Regions from separate parts of the Mus musculus genome. Here region 2 is linked to region 1. Evidence: chromatin loops called from intact Hi-C (ENCODE). Cell type or tissue: gastrocnemius. All regions are shown on one strand. Links, peaks and the distances in the headings refer to the core of each region. The heading gives the core; the rest is flanking DNA. Region 1 overlaps Poc1a (POC1 centriolar protein A). Region 2 overlaps Poc1a (POC1 centriolar protein A).

Evidence for each region. Peaks named below come from ENCODE experiments on the same cell type or tissue, not always from the same donor. Only the 100,000 strongest peaks of a DNase experiment are listed, where the experiment ranks them.
Region 2: a loop joins it to region 1, with 2.2 times the contacts of the local background. A loop is called at or near these places in 14 of 42 quality-filtered maps.

Annotation. Positions count from the first base shown.
Region 1 is chr9:106,285,822-106,294,144 of GRCm38, forward strand. It overlaps Poc1a (POC1 centriolar protein A), which reads left to right. Exons shown (of 11, transcript NM_027354.2): 5 at 959-1,066; 6 at 2,170-2,285. Among named protein-coding and RNA genes, the nearest start is that of Poc1a, 8.9 kb to the left of the region's middle. In gastrocnemius, for the core only: a CTCF peak has its summit at 3,225 (motif pointing right); a DNase peak (open chromatin) is centred at 3,228.
Region 2 is chr9:106,340,994-106,349,316 of GRCm38, forward strand. All of the region lies in intron 10 of Poc1a (POC1 centriolar protein A), which reads left to right. Among named protein-coding and RNA genes, the nearest start is that of Dusp7, 23 kb to the right of the region's middle. In gastrocnemius, for the core only: no CTCF peak of the experiment used is centred there; a DNase peak (open chromatin) is centred at 4,359; H3K4me3 peaks cover 416 bases; H3K27ac peaks cover 2,541 bases.

The sequences.
Region 1 (8,323 bases), core at 6-8,005:
TTATAGATGGTTGTGAGCCACCATGTGGTTGCTGGGATTTGAACTTAGGACCTTCGGAAGAGCAGTCGGCGCTCTTAATTGCTGAGCCATCTTGCCAGCCCCGAGCCTCAATTTTCTAATCTGTAATATGTCAGTAGTGGTTGCTATATTGAACTTATTGGGAAGCATCATTGAGCTCATGTGTTATACATATTAGTAGGCCATGACCCTCTGCCAAGTGTGCAGAGGGCTCCCAGGAATAGCAGATGGCAGATAACAGCAGCAGCGGCGGCAGCAGCAGCAGGGTCCTCTCAGCACCGCTGTGTGCTTTCTCCTGGTTCCTGAGGACAGTTCTGCCAGCTAGGTAGCATCATTCTCAGTTTGCAGAACAAGAGACAGGCTGACAACAGAACAGTGCCTTTGCTCAGAGCTTAACTGTGCTCCAAGGCTGCTGGGTAAGGTCTTGGTCCGGAGTCCCTGGCTTTGGTGCAGGAGGCGATGCTGTGATATCGGATGCCAGTGACTTGAAGAATGACAGAGACAGATATTCCTGCCTGTAGTTTTGTCAGCTTCTTTCAACAGAGCTTTCTCATGTCACGGCTCTGCTCCAGAGGAGGGGGTTAAGGTCCGTCATATTGTGCTTGATGCATGGCGGTGGTCAGGAGCTCCACACGAGCACATCAGCACAATATGACGGGTCAACAGAAGCGCATGGAGGGCCTGGGACGTAACAGCCCAGTTTGCTGGCTTGCCCTCCCCATCAGTACCCACTCTCAGAGCAGGGCCCTCCCAGAATAAAGAATGGTTCTATTGTAGGGAATAAGAAACTTCCAGAGGAAGAGCGTTCAATGGTCCCCAACCTCTGACTTTCATGGTTTCTTAGTGCTCTCTGGAGACTTTAATCCTCTCCTCTGGAAGTGGCTGTAGAGAACATGGTGTGGTATTCAAAGTCGTGCAACTTACGGCCCTGTCAACTTAGGTTCTCCCCTGACGGGCGGCTCATCGTGTCTGCCAGTGATGACAAGACTGTCAAGCTGTGGGACAAGACCAGCCGGGAATGTATCCACTCATACTGTGAGCACGGCGGGTGAGTCCCTGCTGTCCTCCCTCTGCAGGTCCTGCAGAGTGTAGGTCAGGGCCTGAGGAGGCCCAGGGACCTTTGGGGGCCGGGGGGCTAGGGGCCAGGAGGCTGGGGGCCGGGGGGCCGGGGCCGGGGCTGGGGCCATCTGCTTTTCCTAGGAGCTTTTCCCTTTCCTTTGTGGATGAAGAGTTAAGCCCCACCCTTACCCCGTGGACAGCAGAAATCCTTTACCTAAAGTCACACAATAATTTGGCCTCTTTTACTCCCTTTTAGTTTCTAGTTCTCAAAATTATAATGTGTCTCTCTGAGCATTGAATCAACCCCCCAAACTTCTTGTTAAGACTTAGTGTCACCGTGGTAGTGGCTCTACATTCTGTGCCAAATTACACATGAGAGTCGGAGGAGCCTGCCTCTGAGCAGGGATTTAGCTCTTCTGCATGTCTAAGCAGACTGCATCCTTAAGCTAGGACTCACCAGCAGGGGCCCCTGCAGAGTGCCTGAGTGTTTGCATTGAAGGCTCTTGACCTGTCTTCTAAGACAGATGGGTGAGCAGCCCTGTAGCCCTGCTAGACCCTCCCACCCACTCCCCAGTTGGTGGGACCCGTCGTGGAGCTAGCCCTGGCAAAAGAACTCTAGAGCAACTTGGCTGACCTATTGGTCTGAAGATAGCTATCTCTACTGGTAGTTAAAAAATCAGCAGTGGGCTGGGTGTGTTACATTCACACACACACACACACACACACACACACCCCTGTAATCTTAGTCCTGAGGAAGGGAGGTGAGAAGGCCGGCCAGGGCAACATACTGAACACACACACACACACACACACACACACACACACCTGTAATCTTAGTCCTGAGGAAGGGAGGTGAGAAGGCCGGCCAGGGCAACATACTGAATATAGAGGTGTTGCCTCAAAAAAACTTAAAGATGGGTGGGAGGGACATGGTCCCTGATAAGTCTACTTTTTGTCACTGCTGGTCACTGTTGTCACTTGCTGTTTGGTCTCTGGCTACCTGATAAAGCAGCATGTTCCAGGTTGAGGGATCTGTGTGAGTGGACACACAGGGAAGACCTCTTACGGTATCTGACCGCTCTGTCTCTCCAGTTTTGTCACCTACGTGGACTTCCACCCCAGTGGTACCTGCATTGCTGCTGCCGGCATGGACAACACGGTGAAGGTGTGGGATGCGCGGACTCATCGGCTGTTGCAGCATTATCAGTGTGAGTGTTGAGCAGTGTCCCAGACCCACAGGCAGCCACTGCTGAGACCGTGCTAGGGCCGGCCATTTGCTTCATTGCTGTGGTGCTTACATAGGCTCAAGGACAGCCCCGAGCTGGGAGGATTCCTGTTGCTGTGGGGTTCGCCAGGATGAGTAGTTGTCGCTATAGTCATCTTGGCTTGGAAAGTTGGTCAGGTGGTGCCCCGTTATGAGATAGCAGAGTCTCACGCACACTGTAGCTGTGGAGTCTTGGTTGAGTTTCTGGCTAGGACTGTACCGAGACCTACTTCTTGATACCCCCATACTACTCATCTCTTCCTGTGACAGAGATGACTTTCCGGGGTCAAGGAGACAGGGCTGCCCAAAGAGGTTGGTGGGACCTTGGTCTCATGTTATCTTCCACAGCTCTGCCTAGAGCCATGAACCACGTAGAAGGTTGACTTTAGCTGGGGGCCAGGCCCTGGTACCAGGCCTAGGCCTACGGCCCGTTCTTTAACATCTGCATCTGTGGATGCAGAGCACGGGGAGTTGACGGTGGGTTTGGAGTTCAGTCTTTAGCACTCTCTACCCCACTATTCCCATAAGCCTTTCTGGGTTGATTGTTGGATGTTGGAAAGCAACACTTTCTTGGGTAACTGAGGTGAGCGGACCTCCAGGAATTGGGAGAAGTTCCTGGTTTGGGACAGGACAAAGTGGAGTGTGGATTCTGTAGGCAGCTTCAGCATTCTCAGCTGTTTGACACTAGGTAAGTCAGTGGACTCCTCCAAGCTCTTGGGACAGTGATAGGGTTCGTCTTACAGGGTTTGACTTAGCTCTTGTTAAGAATGAAGAGTGACTGGCACAGCATGGGAACAGTGACAGAGATGTGGCTGCTGGTCCCAAGTGTTCAGGAGTCGCCCAGTGACTTGCTGAGGCATACATACAGTCCACGGTGCCACCACCAGGTGGCAGGGCTCAGTCACAAGAACTAGGTCTTTCCTGTTGAGAGCCTAGGCATCAAGCATTGATGTTCTTTCAGAGGCTCCTAGAGCAGGACAGGTGTGTGTGTGTGTGTGTGCAGGCTTAGGGGGCCTTCCTCCTGGAGAGCTGTGCTCCCCACTTCAGGCTCAGAGACTTATTTTCTGTTCTGGCCCAGGCCCAAATAAAGGACTAGTGTTGAGCCTGGACGCTGTCTCCATGTTGACTGGTGACAGTGGCAGAGCAAGGAGGGTTTGAGCAGGGAGAGATGAGACAGAAAAGTGAGCAGGAGCGCAGGCTGTGTTCTCTGACCCTTGCCCACGAGGTGGAAATCTGATGAGAGAGTATTATAGGTATTAAGGTATAGTGCTTGGTGAGGTTTGGGGGAAGAAGATTTCTGGCTGTCTCTGGGAGAGTCTCTCTGATGGATTGGGAGCCTCAGCCTGGTATTCATGAGTTATAGCAACATGTACGAACACATTGGAAGGCTTTGAATGCCACCTTTAAATGTAAGACTCCAAATCCTAGTGGCTGGTAACTCTGGGGCCTGGCACTTGGAGCAAATAGAGGAGGGGCATTTGAGAGGACAAGTGCTGCGTGAGATTCTGCTGCGATGTGTGGTTGATAGGCCCTGGTCATTGCTCTGTGGGTTTCCATGCAGTGTAGCATAAATCAGAGAGTGGTCAGGCCAAGGGAACTGCTTTATGTAGAATGAGTAGAGGTGGAAGCTGATGCTGTCTTGGTGGTGGGGCCACCTGGGCCTTGGGGGTCTCCACCGCAGCCAGAGGGAGACCCATGAGATAGCGGGGGAGGGCAGAGCCCTGAGGAGACTGGGATCTTAGGAGGGGACCGGCAGGAGGTGGGGGAGTACAGAAGAGGTAGGAGACAACTGTGGGTTTCAAGGGAGTGGGCAGAAGTGCAGCTCGGGGCTGGCAGGGCCAGGCAGTATGTGGACTTGGGTGAGCACCAACGCCAAGTTCCGAGTGGACTGGAGTGCTTGCAACCCACAGGTTCCTCTGAAAGCTTTCAGTGGGCGTTTGCTGCTGTCCTTGCCTCTTGGGATGGAACTCCTCAGCCAGGCTGCAGGGTCCTATTTCTCGGCTGTCCTGGTGTGTATCGGAGCCTAGTGGGGACTTTGTGCAGCCTATAAACACAGCAGGCTTCCTCCTGAGCTTCCTGCACAAGGCTGTGGCACCTGGTAGGTGCTCACACGAGAGCAAACTCATCTCTTAGCTTTGGGGATCACCTTCTGGGAGGGGGAGGGAGAAGTATGTCTCACTCTACTCTCTGGTTCTGGGACCCTGAACAGGTCTGCTCAAGTCAAGGGCCTTTGCAGAGAGCTCCTCGGCTAAAACCCTGCCAGGGAGGATCACGCCTCTCCAGTGCACATGTGGGTCTGTTGGAGGCTCCTAGCACTGTTGTGGCAGCAAACCTCTGATCTCTCCTCTGTTCCAGATTGAAGGTGAAACCCAGGTGAAGGTCTTAAGGACGCAGAGTCCAAATGGCTCCCCTGGCAATTCGGGATGGTTGCCAGACCCTTCTGAGTAGCTTTCTGATTTGAGAGGCTGCTGGGTTCTTGTAAGAGACGTGGTTAGAGCTACTGCAGTGTGCACCCGGCGGCCCCGTGCTCTTGCTTCCTGCCCTCGCCTCAGTTGTTGGAGTAAAGCTTGCTTCAGCTTTGAGCTACAGCCTGGAGTCGTGCTCTTTATCTAAGGCCCTCCCAGGCAAGGTGCTTCTTGGCTCCTCCCTATCACTTCAAGGAGCGGTTCTGATTTCCTAATTCAGCAAGGAGCCGATGGGCTGCTGGTGGAGCCCTGACAGTGCCGGTTCCCATGGAGGTGGTTAAGTGCCATATGCTCAGAGCCCACGTTACGACTGTTCAGACATCTGAGCAGCAGCCCCCGCCATCCCCGAAACCCAGAGTCTGCTTTGCGGTGTACGAACATGTGCAGGTCCATGATCCAGGCACAGGCCTGGGTGACCAGCAAGGCGTGGCCACTCCCTGCTTCACCTGCAGGTAATGCTAGGCTTGCCTAGAGTCACGCAACTGGAAGCCAAATCTAGCTCTTCAGTAGGAAGGGTCTGGGAGTCTGCCCACTGTTCCCACACTGGGTCCTACGCACTCTAGTGTTTTATTTACAAAGTTCCTGGGAGAGATGGGTTATCGGGAGGCTTGGTGTGGTCATTTTCAGAAACCTGAGTTGCTGAGTCTTGAGTTCTCTGGTCACTGGCTCCTGAGAACATTTATGTACCCCACCCTACCCAAGGGGGGGTTGTTTAATTTTACTTATTTTTGTATGTATGAGTGTTTTGCCTATACATATGTTTGTGTGCCAAGTGTGTACAATGCCCAAAGAGGGCAGAAGAGAGCACTGGGCCCCTAAGACTGGAATTACAGATTGTCATGAGCAGCCATAGGGTGTGAGCCAGGACTTGAACCAGGGCTTTTCAGAAGAGCAGCTAGTGCTTGTAACCACTGAGCCATCTCTCCAGTTTTTTGTTTTTAATGTGGCACTAGGAATTGAACCTAGGACATTAAGCATGCTGTCATCAAGCCATTTACCCCAGTCTCATTACAAAGGCTTTTTTGCTTGCTTGCTTGCTTTCTTTCTTTCTTTCTTTCTTTCTTTCTTTCTTTCTTTCTTTCTTTCTTTCTTTCTTTCTTTCTCCCTTTCTTTCTTTCTTTTAAATTGTGTGTGTGTGTGTGTGTGTGTGCGTGTGTGTGCGTGTGTGTGTGTGTGTGTGTGTGTGCGCGCGTACACACACACATGAATGCAGAGGGTAGAGTAGGATACTGGTTTTCCTAGATGTTGGGAACTAAATGCAGGTTCTCTATAAGAACAGTATATGCCGGGCAGTGGTGGCGCACGCCTTTAATCCCAGTACTTGGGAAGCAGAGGCAGGTGGATCTCTGAGTTTGAGGCCAGCCTGGTCTACAGCGTGAGTTCCAGGACAGCAGGGCTCCACAGAGAAACCCTGTCTCGAAAAACCAAACAACCAACCAAACAAACAAACAAGCAAACAAAACAAGAACAGTACACATTCTTAACTGCTGAGCTATCTCTCCAAAGCATCATGAAGGGCTTTTAAATGGCTTTATAGCTAGCAAGATATTGAGCCCTTTGGTGTTTTAAATTTTTAAAATTACACTAATTTATTTAAATGTTTGGTTTTTTGTTTAGAGTATTGTGCACACACGTACGTGCACACATGTGAATGTGCCATGGCATACTTGTGAGGTTTTAGACAAATTTTGGGAGTTGGTTCTCTTTCTGTCATGTGGGACCCTGACAACTTAGGTTGTCAGGTTTGGCAAGCATTTGTTATTTCTCTGGTCCTACTTGGGGTGTTGAGACTTAATGCATTGGTCAGGAGCAGTGCTAGCCAGACCACCTCACTGTATCCTACCATCCCAAAGTGGCCATTTATGTGACCTTAGCAAAGATGGACACTTAAGGTGTCCTTGCTGCTAGATTTAGGATACATTTACGTTTATTCAACATTCCTTGGAGACCCAGAGGCCACTGAGTCACTGGGAATGCAAGTTAGCATCATGAGAAACATGTTGGTCACTTGGAAGTGCACAGACCCCTTTGTGACAGGATGTGGACATGGAGCTCAGCCCCGGCACCGTCTACCTCAGAGAATTCCATCCTGCCAGGCGCCAGGCATCCCCTGGGCCCCTTGGCAGCCTTGGACTCTGTCAGGCTCAGGTTTGCCAAAGGCTTCTTCCTGGATACAAAATAGTGTAGGTGGGACGGATTGTGTGTACGTAAGTCTCTCTTCAGGTTCTCTGCTGCCCAGAAACTGTAGCCATTTCCTGGGGTTTAGGGACAGGGCTGCAGGACCCCACTGGCTCCTGGTTGACCTGTAGCAGTGTTCTGCTGTGCATCTCTGGCATGAGTTACAGCTCCCACTCTCCATCACAGCTAGGAGCACACGGCTACCAAATGATAATCTGTGTTGTCCCTGATATCTGCCAAAAAGCCAAGGCAGCCCGGACAGCTCAGGACTTCATAAAAAGGAGGTTGTTCTTGCACAGACCCTGTCCGGGATATTGAGGAGAGGCTCGCCCCTCTGAGGGCAGTTGAGCCCTTGAGTGGGAGTATTATGCAGGGGTGGCTTTCAAGATGAGGCTGGCCTAGATGGGTCCTGTGCACTACCTCAGCAGAGCAGAGCCGGGGTGGCTGTGGCCAGCAGTCCAGGCAGGAAAACAAGTGGGGAACAGTGGGGGTGGGCTCCATGTCTGGGTGTCCCCTGAAGCCTGACATGTCAGCTCAGCCCTCCTCGGGAGCACATGGCTGGAGAAGTTGGGGACCCTGGCATTTGTAACAGAGTAGGACTTCTGTTGTTCTTCTGTTGGGGATAGTTTTCTCTCTCAGGCAGGGGTGGGGGTGCATATTGTCCTGTCTACACAGACTGCTGTCTTGCGGTTCTGGGGAAGCCCAGGGCCCCCTGATCGTGTCTCATTGTGTTCCACTTTTCTGCCACTGACTGTGCCTCTGCTGCTTCGCCTTAGGTGGGGCAGGGGCCGTGGTGGCCTTCACTAGGCTCAGGGGTCTCTGTTCTGTCTCCAGGAGTGGGCTGCAGAACCCTTGAGATCTTTTCCATGCTGCTTCCCGGAGTTGTGTCATTGGAACATGTTGTTCAGATATAAATATCAGGTTACATAAAGCTTTGGCTGTCTCCCTAAGTGTTCCCGGGAACATGTCTGCATGCTCCCCGCACATTCATATACACCAATGTGGTTCGCATCTGAGAGGCTCCTTGTGATCCTTGTGGGCTCTGCTGAGGGCCCCAGAGGCTCCTGCATGCTCCCACAGCCCAGCTGAGAGCCTGGGTTTTGATCTTGTCTCTCTTCGTGATGCTGCCTACCTGACAGGGTCATGATTACCTCAGCTCCACCGTTTCTTCACTCCGTCAGTGGTCGTGACTAGGAAGGCGCTGGGCCTTTGCAGCCTGTAACGAGCAGGTCCATGCATTAGCTATGACATTGCTCCTCCCCGCTACATGGGTCTGCCTGTGTCTCTAGCTCCATACACAACATGCCTTCAACCTCAAGGAAGGGCTGTGTAGCCCTCA
Region 2 (8,323 bases), core at 17-8,016, 55 kb after region 1:
GGGGCTCTCCCACGGCCAGGCAGTTGGAGGGCCATGCTCGGGGTGGGGCCGCTGGTGTCGATCACCCCTCTCCCTCCCCTGCCACACTTAAACTTGCCATAGCCTGGGATTAAAATGAACTAAGTGCTCTCCAGCAGCCAGGCAGACCCACCAACAGCCTTGGGCTGCCCTTTGCGCTCAGGGAACTGTGTTCTCTCTACTCTCCCAGCACTCAGGACTCAGCATTTGTCCATCACATACTTTCTAAGTGCCCCCGTGTCCTGGAACAGGAAGACTTGGAACTTGTCTGTGAACAAGATTTATGCACTAGATGTCTGACAGGCTGCTTGAGGGCCAGTGTGGGCACCCTCAGAGTTAAAAGCCCCTGAGCAACAAACCATTTGATGTGGGCTGTGACCAAGAGCCTGGGTGTCACGAAGGACTGAACTCAAACTAGCAGCCTGTCCCCCTCTAGTTCCTAGTCATCTTCACATGTGACTGGCCATGGTCCACCATCAGCAAGACAGGGCTTCCTCTGTGTACACGTGCTTGCTAGAGACAGGGTAGAGCTGGGACAGACTGCCTACTCGGCATTTGTACTTTGATTTAATAGCTCATAAGACCTCACACCAGAGAGAGACTCCCCATTCATTGCTTCTGTTTTGGATGTTGAGAATCTGAGTAGAGTCAAAACCATGTGATAGGGAGATTAATTCCACATTTTCTGTCTTTAAAATGAACAAAGGAGTTAGATGTGTGTAGCACAGTCCAGGTTCCTAGAGCCAGTGGCCATCCCTAGAACATTCTCCCACACCTACCACTTTTACTCACAGTGATGTGCCAGAGTAACTGAACCTTTTTTTTATGACACTCCTTAGCTTCTAATAAGAGTCCGGGGGGGGGGGGGAGAAAAAAAGAGTCCTGTATTTGGGGGGATACTGGGGAACCCAAGACCCTCCAGAGAGACCTCCTGGGGGGAGCCCAAATCAGCCACAGTCCTGGAAATGATTAAGAACAGTTTTCCATCGTAGGGGAGCTATAAGAAGCCACAGACCTCCTTGCACCCCACTGCCTCAGACCCTCCTAGAACTGATCACAGGAAACTCCTTTGGAACATCAGTGTGTCCCAAAATTCCAAAGCCTAGCCAGGGCAAGAGCTAGGGGCATCATGTTGCCTACAGTGCATCCTATTCCTACCCCTATGGTATGTGTTAAATAAACATGAGTTATTAAGTGAGCATTGCAGTAGCTTTGAGAGCTGTATTTTACATACAAGAGAACTGAAGCCCTAAGTATGGTAACGTAGCCGAGGCCAGTCGGCCAGCTGGTCAGGTTCAGATGTGAGCATGGGCCATCAAAGTCAGGATCCTGCTCTTTTGTCCTACAGGCCAAAGCTTCTCACTGAGACTCGCTGCGACATTTCCCAGGGGCTCACACCCCTGCTGCAGCCACAAACACAAAGGAGAGGAAGGCAGGCCCCAAGCATGAGCTGGGGCGAGGAGGGGATCCTGGGACAGAAGTTGTCCCTGGGCTTCAGGAAGCAGTAGTGGCCACAAGTGCCATTTGAGTGTCACACACAAGGAGTCTGATGTCTTGGGTAGAAAAGGTATCACATCCTAGAGGCGGTGGGAAGGATGGGATTCAAGAGTCACCCAGAACAGGGGTCACTAGGAAGCTGCGATGTGGGTGTTGAGGGGACAGGCAGGCAGGGAAGGCGTGGGCCCATAAGGCTGGTGTGTGCTAGCGCAGAAGGAACCCCTTCTCTGCAGAGCCCTGCTGGGGCTACCATGGTTGCTATGAGACAGCCGAGTGCTACCTTCTGCCCAATGCTGCTGTCTTTTCCTAGCCACAGTGGATCTCTGTCTTGCTACAGACTAGGGAAGATGTCTCAGGCCGAGGCTTCCCTGCTAGACTTCAGTTCGTCCTCCTCTTGCCCAGGCAGGCATGTGACGTGGTGCCTGGCTTAGCCACCTTGCCCACTTCCGTGTTACCTACTTTCCAGCTCATGGAGCAGGCCCAGGAGGTGCCCTCCTCTCTGGAATCTATTCCCTCGCCTAAGAGGGCCCAGGATTCTCCTTGGAATAAGACCTGACCACAGGGAAGTGCTTTGGCCAGGGCGGGTCGTAGCTGCTGGGAAGAAGGTCCCCAGAGCTGAGTGGGGAGTCAGGTAACCGAGGGAAGCTGGGGTGAGTCCTGCGCATGTGCAGACCCTCCCGAGAGTCTAGCCATGTATCTGAGAAGTATAGCTAGAGTGGCCGGCACACCATGTGCCTAACAGCTCACTTCGTAATTCCTCCTGAGATATATGTCACTTACCATCGGTGATAGCAGAACGGTTTTGCCAAAACTCAGCCCTTCCAGACTTCTGCTGGTGACAGCAATGTCTAGAAGGCCTCAGGAGCCAGAGTCCCTTGTCCTGCATGTGGTAGGTCTTCTGCACAGGTGGTGGCAGTGGCTGAGGGAACAGTAGCTGCTCGAAAGTCTGTGACTCTGAGCCTTCCATCCCTCTGCTTGTGGGACCAGGGGGCTAGGGTCAGGTCTTCACCCAGAGTTCCTTCAGCCACCAGCAGACACCATATCATCTTTCCCGATGGCACCTGCTCAGACCTGTGACTTAGTGACACAATGGAGGCTTCCTCCTTCCCTCCTCTTTTTGGCTAGGTCTCTACTCTAACTTCCTTCTTTCTTTTTTTCTTTTCTTTTCTTTTCTTTTTTTTAATTGTTTTGTTTTTCTTTTTGAAACAGGGTTTCTCTGTGTAGCCCTGGCCATCCTGTAGACCTCTGTAGACCAGGCTGACCTTGAACTCAGAGATCCGCTTGCCTCTGCCTCCCTAGTGCTGGGATTAAAGGCCTGCACCACCACCATCATGACCTCAGCCCATATTTCTCTCGTGTATCTTTTCCTACTCAAGCACACTGGCCTCCCGACTGTTTGCCAGTTGTCCCTCAGCCTTTCCACTCATCCTGTGCATCAATCTGCCACCTTGTGATGTGTGTCAATCCCAGAGGTGGCCTCCCCAGCCCTGAGAGCTGCAGCCTGAGGCCCAGAGCCCGTTATGTCAGGGGCGCCATCCCAGTCAGTAAGACATTCGCCCAGGTCCGCTCTTTTGCCTTCTTCCCAAATACACAGTGAAATGTGGGATAGAAAAAGAAATAAACAAGAAGAAAGAGTTGTAGAGCCGGGCGGTGGTGGCACACGCCTTTAATCCCAGCACTTGGGAGGCAGAGACAAGTGGATTTCTGAGTTTGAGGCCAGGCTGGTCTACAAAGTGAGTTCCAGGACAGCCAGGGCTACACAGAGAAATCCTGTCTCGAAAAACAAAACAAAACAAAACAAAACAAAACAAAACAAAAAGTTGTAGAAAGATGCAGTATAAGCCCACCTTGAGAAAACCAGGCCAGAGAGGGAAAGGGGCTGGTGAGACTGTAGGGGAGGCCAGTGGTGAGGAGACAGGAGATGAGCAGGAGGTGACCATGAGGAAGTAGAAGGGACAATGACAGGCCCACATAACCCAGGGAGAGAGCATGAGGGTGTCAGGGGCCGCTCCCTGAGGTGAGGGGACAACCACACAAGTTGTACCTGACCTTTTCACTATTTCACCTTCCCTTAAGGAAGAAATCTAATCTCCGGGGTCCTGGACTTTCTCACCCCTCCTTAAAATGCCCAGAGAACCCTTCTCTGGGAGTTTGCAGGAACCACCAGCGCAGTGTGGCCACCTGTGAGGCCCTGTGAACTCACCCTATCTTCCTAGTCACACCAGTCAGGGAGGCTAAGAGTCTCCCCTCGGTCACCTCAAGCCAGCAGATGCTCAAACCCAGGCTCGGTGCCATGCAGGGCATCCGGTCAGGCCACTGTGGGTTCTTGGTCCTGTCAAGGACAAGGCAGGAGGAGCTAGATTCAGCTGTTTGGGGGTCCCCGAGCTTTCTTGGGATCCTAGTGGGCCTTCAGCAGACACCTCATAACTCATGCTGGTACAGAAAGACATCTTCAAAACGGCCCTGGGCCAGGGAGCCCAGTGCCAGACATGCCAGGCTTGCATTTTGGTGCAGCTTCTTTGAGAATCACCATGGTACTTAGGTGACTAAAAATAAAGGCTGTCACTTTAGAGTCCATTCCTTTTAGACTGTGTAGAAGGCCCTTCAGAGTATTACATAAAATGTCTTACTCGCCTTGAACTGTGAGTGAAAGAAGCCGTATTTGCCTGGGGAATGTTGTCCTAACCGGGGGCAGATTGCTGTCTTCCCTCCCCTCACAGAAAAATCAGGATGGAAATAGAATACCATTGTTGAGCCTATCCTAGGAGGATTTTCCTCCAGAAGCCCAAGATGAGTCACACTGGCAGCCCCACCCCCTGGCCCCAGCTCCTAAATCCTCACTTGCTGGGCTGAGCCAAGGGCTGGCCCAGCCACTTGTCACTACGCCCTTGGGTTTTGTCCCCAGAACCTCACTCCCTTTCTGCTATCCATTCACCTCGGCTGGGCAGGCCCTCCCTGGCTGTCTTCCGCACGCAGGGCTCACAGCACCCTGGATTGTCCCCTGTCCTCCATCAGGGGCTTCTCCTCCCTTTCCCCCCCTCCGGCTCTCCCCTCAGTGAGGATTAACTCAGAAGCGCTTATTCTGCTGCTCACTGAGCCTCCTCTAGACCAAGACAAGGCTGACTATGTCCCTCGGACCCCTCCAAGGGACCTCACACTCCCTGTCTCTCCTGGGCTCTCTTCTCTAACCTGAGTCTTGGCTCACTCTCCAGAGAGTTCTCTAATTTTGTCTATTTTCCTCCAGGGCTTCCCTGTCTCCAGTCTGAACCACCCCCACCCCTCACACCCTCCCTCCGTTCCACCTTGCCTTCCCACAGCCCTGTAGCCCCTCCCGACAGCAGCCACATCCTCCGCGCTCTTCCTGCAGTTCTCAGGTCTGTGTGGCCTGAGGCCCTCTCTCCGAATCACTGTGTGAGCTCCTGTGGTTCCTTCCTCCTTCCTTCCTTCCTTCCTTCCTTCCTTCCTTCCTTCCTTCCTTCCTTCCTTCCTTCCTTCCTTCCTTCCTTCTCTTTCTTGTATATGTATGATGCACACACATACATGCATACACATACATGCCTGCACACGTACCACAGCATGCATGTAAAGGTCAGAGGACAGCTCTGGGGATTCAGTTCTTTCCTTCACCCGTGGATTCTAAGGATCACACTCAGAATGGCAGTCTTGTGGCTTACCTGAGGAGCCATCTCACCAACCCAACATTTTTTTTTCCTTTTATGGCTTCTGTGAAAATTCCAAACCTAGGTGTTTAGGCAAATTAAAGACCATTTGCCTGAGGTTTGGGGAGAGGAAGCTGGCAATGGAGAAAGTGTGTCTCGGTGTTACCAGCTGTGTGACAAGGCCAGCCGGCCAGCTGGCGGAGTCAGGAGCTCTGGAGGCCTCCACCTTCTCTTTGGGCTGTGCATGCTTAGAACTTGGGGCTGGAAGTTGTGATAGATGTTCTGCCCCCGGGCACCTGCAACTTGGTCTGACACACTTCCATCTGAGGGACTGGAAGGCCAGGTCTTATCCACCTTTGTACTAAAGAACGTCAAGGCAGGTAGGCTATGGAGTGTGGTGTACCAATATTGCAGGTGTACTTTAAAAAAAAAAAGATTGATTTATGTATGTGAGTACATGGTAGCTGTCTTCAGACACTCCAGGGAAGGGCATCGGATCCCATTACAGATGGCTGTGAGCCACCACATAGGTTGCTAGGAATTGAACTCATGCCCTCTGAAAGAGCAGTCAGTGCTTTTAACCTCTGAGTCATCTCTCCAGCCCCCATGGGTTTACTTTTATTAAGGTCCCATTCACATCCTGAGGGACAGGGATGGCCTTGTGTCCCAGCTCAGACAGATCAGACCCTCAGTGACAGGAGACTCCCATGGGGTTGAAATGAGGTGAGCAGCTAGCCGTCTGTGTGACCAGGCTCCCCTGAAAGGCACTGCGCAGTCAGTCAGCGTCCTCTGGACACTGATGCAATACATGCTTACCAAGCCCTGAGTCCCTGACACTGGTGTAGACATGTGCTCCTACAGGTAAAAGTCCCACTATGAAAAGGCCATATGAAGTGGCTAGGGTTAGTCCTTATCAAGGAAGTCCCAGATGTCCACCATGATCCCCCAGATGTTTTGTCCTTCCTCCTCTGGGTCCTGGCAAAGTGGCAGCAGCCTCTCCCAACCATTCCAGTGCTGTGACCTGTGTAGACCCCGGCCAGGGGCTTGCTTAGTTATATCACCAGGCTAAGTGTGTGTGTGAGATCCTGGTGGGCCTGTCCACTGCTGGGAAAATCCTCTCCTTTGGGGAAGAAAACAGCATCACGCACTGGGGATGAGTTGGTAGTCATATATCTAGTGTGCACAAAGCCCTAAATTTGATGCCCAGCACCTAACTGGGTATTAATCAGGCATGATGGTAGCTCATGATGGTAGCACTAGGAAGAAGAGGCAGGAAAAGTTCAAGGCCATACTCAACTTCATAGAGTTCAAGGCCAGTCTAGGCTACAGTAGACCTTGTCCCAAAACAAAGGAAAAAGAAGAAGAAAAAAATCTAGAATTTTTCTGGAAAGATACACAATTCGAATTAAAGTGGGTTACAGTCTCACACAGATACCGCAGTGGAAGTGAAGACGTGGTTCCCAGGGCCCAGTTCTGTCATGGGAACCCTTGTTCTTAGTGAAAATGAATGCACGTGTTTTATTGGAATGGGATCCATTGAGGGGGAAACTATCAAACAAAGAACGCCAGAGAGCATCTAATGCACCGGTACCTAGAAAGCCCCTCCTGCCCAAGCCCAGCAACGTATCTGGAACTGTATAGTTAGTTATTCCTGGTGGTGACTGCCACCCGACTCGGGCAGAGCAGACAGAGAAAGTGTGGCCCAGATGCAAAGATGTCTCGACTCATCAAGCTGACCTGGCAGGGAGGGAAGCCTGAGAATGGTAGTGGGGAGGGGAGTGCAAGTATGAGGGGCACACTATGAAGCATCCCTTGCCAGACATGGTGTTCTTGTCTCTCATCCCAGCACTGCAAGGGTTGAGGCAGGAGGATTGCCACAAGTTTGAGGTCTGACGTACATACAGTGAGGCTTCAAAGCAAGGAGTCCCCTTCAGAACTGTACGCAAACGTGTCCCCAGTGGGCCTGCCACCCTCCATTATTCCATTTAATCTAATATGGACACATGTAAGGACCACATCCCTGCTGGGCTAAAGTATGGGCCTCCCTCCTATGGAACCAAGGAGAGGCCCCAGTACTGCCATTGGCCCAGCAAATCTTGTTTTTTAGATCCACAGTCTCTGCGTTTGGAAATTGGGTTCCTATTAAAAGTTTAAAGGGGGAAGAAAAAAGAAAAAGAAGGCAGAAAAGGAAATGCCATCAGTCCTGCTCCCCCACTGTGGCCTTGAGTCCCGACTGTCTGTCGGAAAGGGTCTGGAAGGAGACTGATTCTGGCAGTTTGAGAGTTTGACAGCAGCCAATGGAAACTCGCAGGAATGCTGCTTGGGCCAGCCAGGGGCTGTTTCCACTGCCGCTTTTACGAGATGCAGACCCGTTCCTCCGTTTCTCCGTCCTTGGCTGGCCAACTTGAAGATGTGAGGAGTTCTTTGAGCTTAGCTCTGCCTCGGGGGTCCAGTTCCTGTTCTACAGGCAGTGATTTTTCAGGTTCTGTCCTATGATCTAGAGTACAGAGTCCTCCCATCCCTGGCCAGCTCATGCAGAAGAGGCCAGCCATCAGATGGAGCACCCTCTATGACAGCTGACATCCACACAGGATGCTGTGAGAATTTATAGCTGCTGCATTGAAGGGGAAACTCTTTCTCCAAATGTCTGTTTTCTTAAGTATATGAAAAACTCCTTTCTGCTGGATGAATCTCAAGCCCTCGTGGAGCCTCAGGGAATGAGATGATCTCTGTTGAGAAACGTTCCCTGGCCTTTCACTCCAGTGACAGTGGGAGCCAAGCTTGCTGCGCTCCGTGCAGGGACCGTGTCTTCACGAGTGCAGTAGGCACTCAGCAACCCTCAGTGATGGAAATTAGATGACCGGTCAGCTCAGCCTGGTAGGGTAGGTGAGACGCAGAGGGACAGCTCTCTGCCAAGTGTACAGCTGCCCAAAGCCAGGGGAGGTAGACAGATTTCCACAGCTTTTGTGGGAGCCCTGTCTGCAAGACTGATATTGGTCCATGAAGTACACATAGCCTTAGGTACCCTGGGTGTGTGGAAGTGGTTCCATGAGGCATTGTCACTTGCCAGTGATCACCCTAGTCCTCACCCCCAGGTGGCACTGTCTCACTCTCTCCTCATAGGACCCACACAAGTAGAGCCCCCACCC